Regions from separate parts of the Mus musculus genome. Here region 2 is linked to region 1. Evidence: chromatin loops called from intact Hi-C (ENCODE). Cell type or tissue: left cerebral cortex. All regions are shown on one strand. Each heading gives the region's core, and the rest is flanking DNA. Links, peaks and the distances in the headings are about the cores only. Region 1 overlaps Atg2b (autophagy related 2B). Region 2 overlaps Ak7 (adenylate kinase 7).

What was found. A loop is a pair of places that touch in the nucleus more often than their neighbours do. Peaks named below come from ENCODE experiments on the same cell type or tissue, not always from the same donor. Only the 100,000 strongest peaks of a DNase experiment are listed, where the experiment ranks them.
Region 2: it touches region 1 in a loop (2.7-fold over the local background); 7 of 42 quality-filtered maps call a loop at or near these places.

Annotation. Positions count from the first base shown.
Region 1 is chr12:105,624,619-105,627,536 of GRCm38, forward strand. Atg2b (autophagy related 2B) reads right to left here. Exons shown (of 42, transcript NM_029654.4): 35 at 2,110-2,188; 36 at 1,560-1,764. Among named protein-coding and RNA genes, the nearest start is that of Bdkrb1, 22 kb to the left of the region's middle. In left cerebral cortex, for the core only: no CTCF peak of the experiment used is centred there; a DNase peak (open chromatin) is centred at 1,465.
Region 2 is chr12:105,726,606-105,729,523 of GRCm38, forward strand. All of the region lies in intron 5 of Ak7 (adenylate kinase 7), which reads left to right. Among named protein-coding and RNA genes, the nearest start is that of Ak7, 22 kb to the left of the region's middle. In left cerebral cortex, for the core only: a CTCF peak has its summit at 1,617 (motif pointing left); a DNase peak (open chromatin) is centred at 1,618.

The DNA of each region.
Region 1 (2,918 bases), core at 198-2,697:
GCAAACAGCCAATGAGCTATCAGTATACAGCCAATACAATGAGCTGCCTTCCAAAAGCTGACTGCAAACTGAGGGCTCAGAACCTGAAACATGATTTTGCCCAACAGAGTAAATGCTCTTGGTTACAGCAGCAAACTATCTCAGAGAGGCCCACCCCAGCACTACTGCCCCAGCAGCCTTCTAGCTCCTCTCTTCCCCATGGGATAGGACGTGTTAACAGACAGAGCGCTAGTCACACATGTATTCGGTAAGAGCCACTTGCAGAAGGAGAAGGAAGATTCCTATGGCGTCACTGGAAAGTCAGCAGTGAGCAGGTGGGTGATGATCAGGACCGTAACAGTTAACAGAGCAGGCCAGCCTAACTCTCTGGACATTAACATATCGTGGAGCAAGTAACTGAGACGCTACGCTCCCACTCATTATCACCTCAGGGTTCTGGACCTTCCAGAACAGAAATGAAATCTATAAGGTGTTTTCCACATTTCAAATAACCTAGCACAAAGTAAAAAAATCAACACTTGCCTAAGTAAAGAGGTAAAGCTACACAGGTCTGCCTCCTTCAGTTAGATTGTCAAGAATGGTACAAGTCTGCATCCCCAGCTACCTGAGAGGAAGCAGGGAAGACCTAGGGTTTGAGGCTAGCCTGGGCCACACAGTGAGACCTGTCTCCATACAAAGTGTCAAATTTCTTGCTTTCAGGATTGTGATTACAAACTGGCAATTTATATGTGATTACTACAATATAAGATCTGAAGTTGTCACTAGGATTTAATTTTTCCTAAACATAAAAGAATCACTGTAGGAGACTAACAAAGGGAACACTTTACTGGAGAAGTGTCAGCCAGGCAGAGTGCATACCTGCCGTCCTCCGTCCTCCCTGCCTTTCCTACACGGATTTATTTCTACATCACCACTATACGGCATTTTAAAAATATCTTCTGAATATGCCCACTTGGGCCACTCCCAAGGTCTTCTCTCACAACATAGAAGGGAAAACGGAAAAACTGGAATGAAAGAGGGGTACAGACAACGGGGATGGGGATCAGTTTCTCTTTGATCCTTCTCTTTCCATAATGCCAAGATTCTAGCCTTGAGCAACAAGGCTAGGGAAAGAGGAAAGGAGGAAGGAACAGACTGGCCGGCTGGCCACACAGCCGAACAGCAGCCGAGCAGGGGCCGAGCAGGGGCCTGGGCTTCCCAGAGTGCCCACGGCCTGAGGAAGAAGACCTGGCAGGGACTGCGAGGAGCAGACTGAGGGCTCAGCACCGGGAAAAGAGCAGCTAGTGGAGAGGCAAAAGGGTGGGCGGCACACTGTGTTTATGAGGTGCAAACCCTCACTCACATGGGGACCTGAAGGGGGGAGGGGCAGCAGGCAGAGAGGAGCTTCCAGCACAGATTCCGGGTTACTAAGTGGTGCCAGCTACACAAACAGCCGGGTTTATACATCAACGTGAAAGAACACTGATGTCACCTCATGCTTGTCAACCCACCCACTCTCTCCAGAGCCATCTTTAAAACTGCAAGAGAACTTCACTTCTTAGCAAAATAAATGCACTCACCTAAAAAACACAGGCTGGTCACTAAATGAAGTTTCCTCAGCAGAGACGTCCTCCTCCAGTCCATTACCACCCTCCGCTGAATTGGCACGATGGTTCGGGGAAGCTTGTTTTGGCCCAGGAAAAGAAACGACTAGATTTGGCTCCTTTGAGGTACTCAAATGCCTTGGCAAACTGCAGGTGACATCAGCTCCAGGAGACTTTGTAACTGAAAACACAAGGGGCTTTTCAAGTTAGCTCTGCTCCTGTTGAGCACCATAGCAATTGATGCTGGTGAGGCTGCACACTGCACTTGACTGATGAGTTCCCTGAAGCTGTTACATTAACATGTGTGTACTGACTCAAAAAACTGTGCTTGGAACATGAGCTTTGAGCTTTTCCTAGCAGTGTGCAGGCCTGTCCTCTGGTGGTGCTGGGTGGCCACGGCTCTTCAGTCAGCAGTCACTCCACAATGGCGTGCGCTGACCAAGTACTACGTGGCTTCAGGTACTAGGTTCACTTCTGAGTGACTTCCTACTTAGGGCAGAACCCTCAGACTGTGTGTGTCAAGTACCTTCTGGATCTGGAGTCAGTAGAAGCTCCACTTCTGTAGAAAGACTTGTGAAGAAATCCTTGAGGAAGAACAAGGCGTCCTGGAATGGAGACAAGTCACTTTAACTGACAGGACGGCGTCTGAGGTCTCTGTCCCTGTCATTCACCTCACAAAGCAGTCATTGCACCTGTCGGTGGCATTTCTACCACTCTGCCTCTGCTGCACTCATTCTTGTTCTACACACACACACACACACACACACACACACACACATAATCCCTTTATTTTTTACAACCATGAAAACATTTACAACATTGCAAAATAGAGAAACAAAAAACCAGCTAGGCCTGGGCAGGGCATGGTAGTATACATTATAGGCCTTTAGTGCCAACACTCAGAGCACTGGTCCACAGGAAAGCCACCTGGTCTCTATCACTCGTTCCAGGATAAGCAAAGCTACTCAGGTCCTGTCTCAAAACAAGAACAGAAACAAAACTAAACATAAACGTGGGGAAAGGATTTAAAGATCAAAGTGCCTTTTGCTCTTTGCACCAGCAGTGGTGGCATCAGTGCTAAGAGCAGTGCACACCCTGTGCGCTCACCTTGTGCCACTGAACTCCATGGGACTCACTTCCTCTTTAACCACACTCCGTTACCTTAAGCCAGCTTCCTTACTGAACACGATACCGAAGTGGGAATTTAAAGCTGGTGAGGCGGCAGACGCTTACACCTCCAGCAGGCAGGCAGCAGAAGCAGAGGACTGACAAGAGCCCAAGAACAGCCTCAGGGACACAGCAGGCTCCACGTTAGCCCCAGCATAGCATGGAGAT
Region 2 (2,918 bases), core at 108-2,607, 100 kb after region 1:
AATAACTAACTCAGTAGGGATGGGAAGGAAGGGCCCACACACTATCGTGGTTCCTAGAGTCTCTCACAGTACTTTTCTTCAGAAAGCTCTGAAACGTGCAACGTCCCTCATACCAAAAGACATGATGGCTGGGCATTTGCCTTTAATCCTGGCACTCAGAGGCAGGTGGATCTCTGTGAGTTCCAGGACAGCCTGATCTACATAATGAATTCCCTGACAGCCTGGGCTACATACAAAGACTTTGTTTTGAAAACAAACAAACAATGAAGAGACACAGGCTTGAGTAGGGGAAGGATTCGTTTGTTCAGGATCGCACAGCCAGGGATGGCCAGGCACTGTCCTGAACCTGCCTAAGCTTTTCTGACTGTGACTCTGGCAGTAGCCCCCTTGACTGTCCCCACTTCACAGCTGCAGTACTGTAGAAACAGGGTAGGGAATTGTCATTCAAAACAAGATGTCAGTCACCAGACACTGGGGAGGAGGTAACATTTTTTTTTTATTCCAACTCCATTATTCAATAAGGTTTATCTTGACACAGCTGATTGTTAAGACATGTCTATAAGCTGGATCCAGTGTCACATACCTGTTACCCAATGTTCAGGGCCAGCCTGGGCTACACAACACAATGCTTTCTGACAAAACTACAGCAACAATGCCAGGGCCTGCAGGCAGTCACCTGTACTCACAGCTCTCTGGAGAGACTGAGGCAGGAAGACCACAAGTCCAAGGCCTGTCTGGACTGCAAGAAGGAGTTCTAGACCAGTTTGGCAACTTAGCAAGTTTGGTCTAGGATAGGGACTGATAGGGTAGGGTGGGGCTGGAGAGATGGCTCGGTGGTTAGGAGCACACACCCAAGTTCAGTTTGTGGTTAAGAGCATGGACCTAAGTTTAGTGTGTAGCAGCCACTTGGAGGCCCCAGCTCCAGGGGGTCTGATGCCTCTGACATCTTAAGGCACCTGGGCTCATATGCACCCACCCCGCATAATTAAAAATAAATCTTTTATCCAGGCAATCATGGTGCATGCCTTTAATCTCAGTACTCGGGAGGCAGAGGCAGGCAGATTTCTGAGTTTGAGGCCAGCCTGGTCTACAGAGTGAGTTCCAGGACAGCCAGGGCTACACAGAGGTAACCCTGTCTCAAAAAAACCAACCCCCCCCCCAAAAAAAACAAAAAAGGGGGGGGGGGATGTAGGTCTGAGTCAGTGACAGAGTCTGCCTTGCATGTCAAGGACCCGGGTTCAGTCCCCAGCACCCACCATTAAAGAAAAGCTACCATTGCCGCAAAATTTGTCATTTGACATGTATGATAATTTTATCTTTTACTAAAATAGATTTCTGAGTGGCCTGTAATGGGTAATTAGTAACTGAGAAGCAAATCAGGCCTCGCTGAGCTGCCTGCCCTGGAAGATGCTGTGCATCTCACCTGGGGTGTTCCATGTTGACCCTCAGACTCGCATGGGACCTCTTTAGAACTCTGTGAGGCGGATGCTGCTGCCATCATCCCATTCAGCCCAAACCCCAGGTTCCACTGAACTTAAAAAAAAAAAAAAAAAAAAAACAACAACAACAAAAAAAAAACACCAGCTCAAGCGATGGCGGCTCTAGATCGCCACCTTGTGGTTTCATAAGATATGACAAGAGGGATTTCAAACGTTAGTTCTGTTCCTGAAGAACCAGTGGTTTTGAGGAATACAGTACAGAACATGAAATAGTTACGAAAACAACAGATTGTGGGGGTGTTGAATCATGCCAGCAATTACAGTACCTAGGAAGGTGAGGCAGGAGGATGATAAGTTGTTCAAGGCTAGGCTGAGCTACATAGTGAGACCCCTGACTCAAAGACAAGCCCAGTGTTGTACTTGCTTTTAATCCCAGCATTTAGGAGGCAGAGGCAAGTGGATTTGAGTTTGAGACCAGCATGGTCTACATGGTTGGTTCCAGGACAGCCAAGAATACACAGTGGGAACCAGTCTCAAAACAACAATAACAACAACAACAACAACACACCAGACAAACAGAAGGGGAGAGAATTAGACATTCTAGTTCAACTTTGGGGCAAGCTGGATGCTGGGGAGTGAGCCAAGGCCTTACACATGCTCAGCCAATGAGACATATCCTAGACCGGGAAATAAAAGGAACATACTGCTTATCTAAATGTCTTCCAGCTCCATATTCTGCTATTTTGTTATAATTTACACCTTGTCCATCACTGGATGACTCATTCACTAAATGAAAATGTAACATCACGCAGAAACTAAGTGTCTGCCAGTCCACAGTGCCTTCTTCACACCTTTATTTAAACAGCTATTTATTTGTAAACAATGCCTTTATTATAGAAATATACTGACTCATCCTTAACTTTAAATGATAGAAATTCATTGGAAAACCCCTCTTTTTAATGTTTAGTTTATGTGCAAGAGTGTTTGCCTTCCTGTATGTATATGTTATGTGTGTGCACGCCTAGGCGCATGCGTGTGTTTGCCAAGTGAGTTCCCGAGTGTGTGGAGTTACAGGTGGTTGAGAGCTGCCAGGCAGGTTCTAGGAAACCAACATAGCACAACTGAGCCATCTCTCCAGGCCCATAAAATCAATTTTTTTGTTTTGTTTTCCTATTTGAAACTGTGTCTCACTAGCTAGTCCTGCTTGGCTGTCCTGGAATTCAATATATAATCCAGGCTGGTCTCAAACTGAGAGCTCTGTCTGCCTGTGCCCACTGAGTCCTAAGAGTAAAGATGTTTGCCCGTGTGCTTGGCCCCAAATCTATTTTCTTTTTTTAAAAAGATGTATGTATTTATTTTATGTATGTGAATACACTGTAGTGGTACAAATAATGTGAGCCTTCATCTGGTTGTTGGGAATTGAATTTAGGACCTCTGCTCACTCCAGTCAACCCCACTTGCTCAGCCCCTGCTCACTCC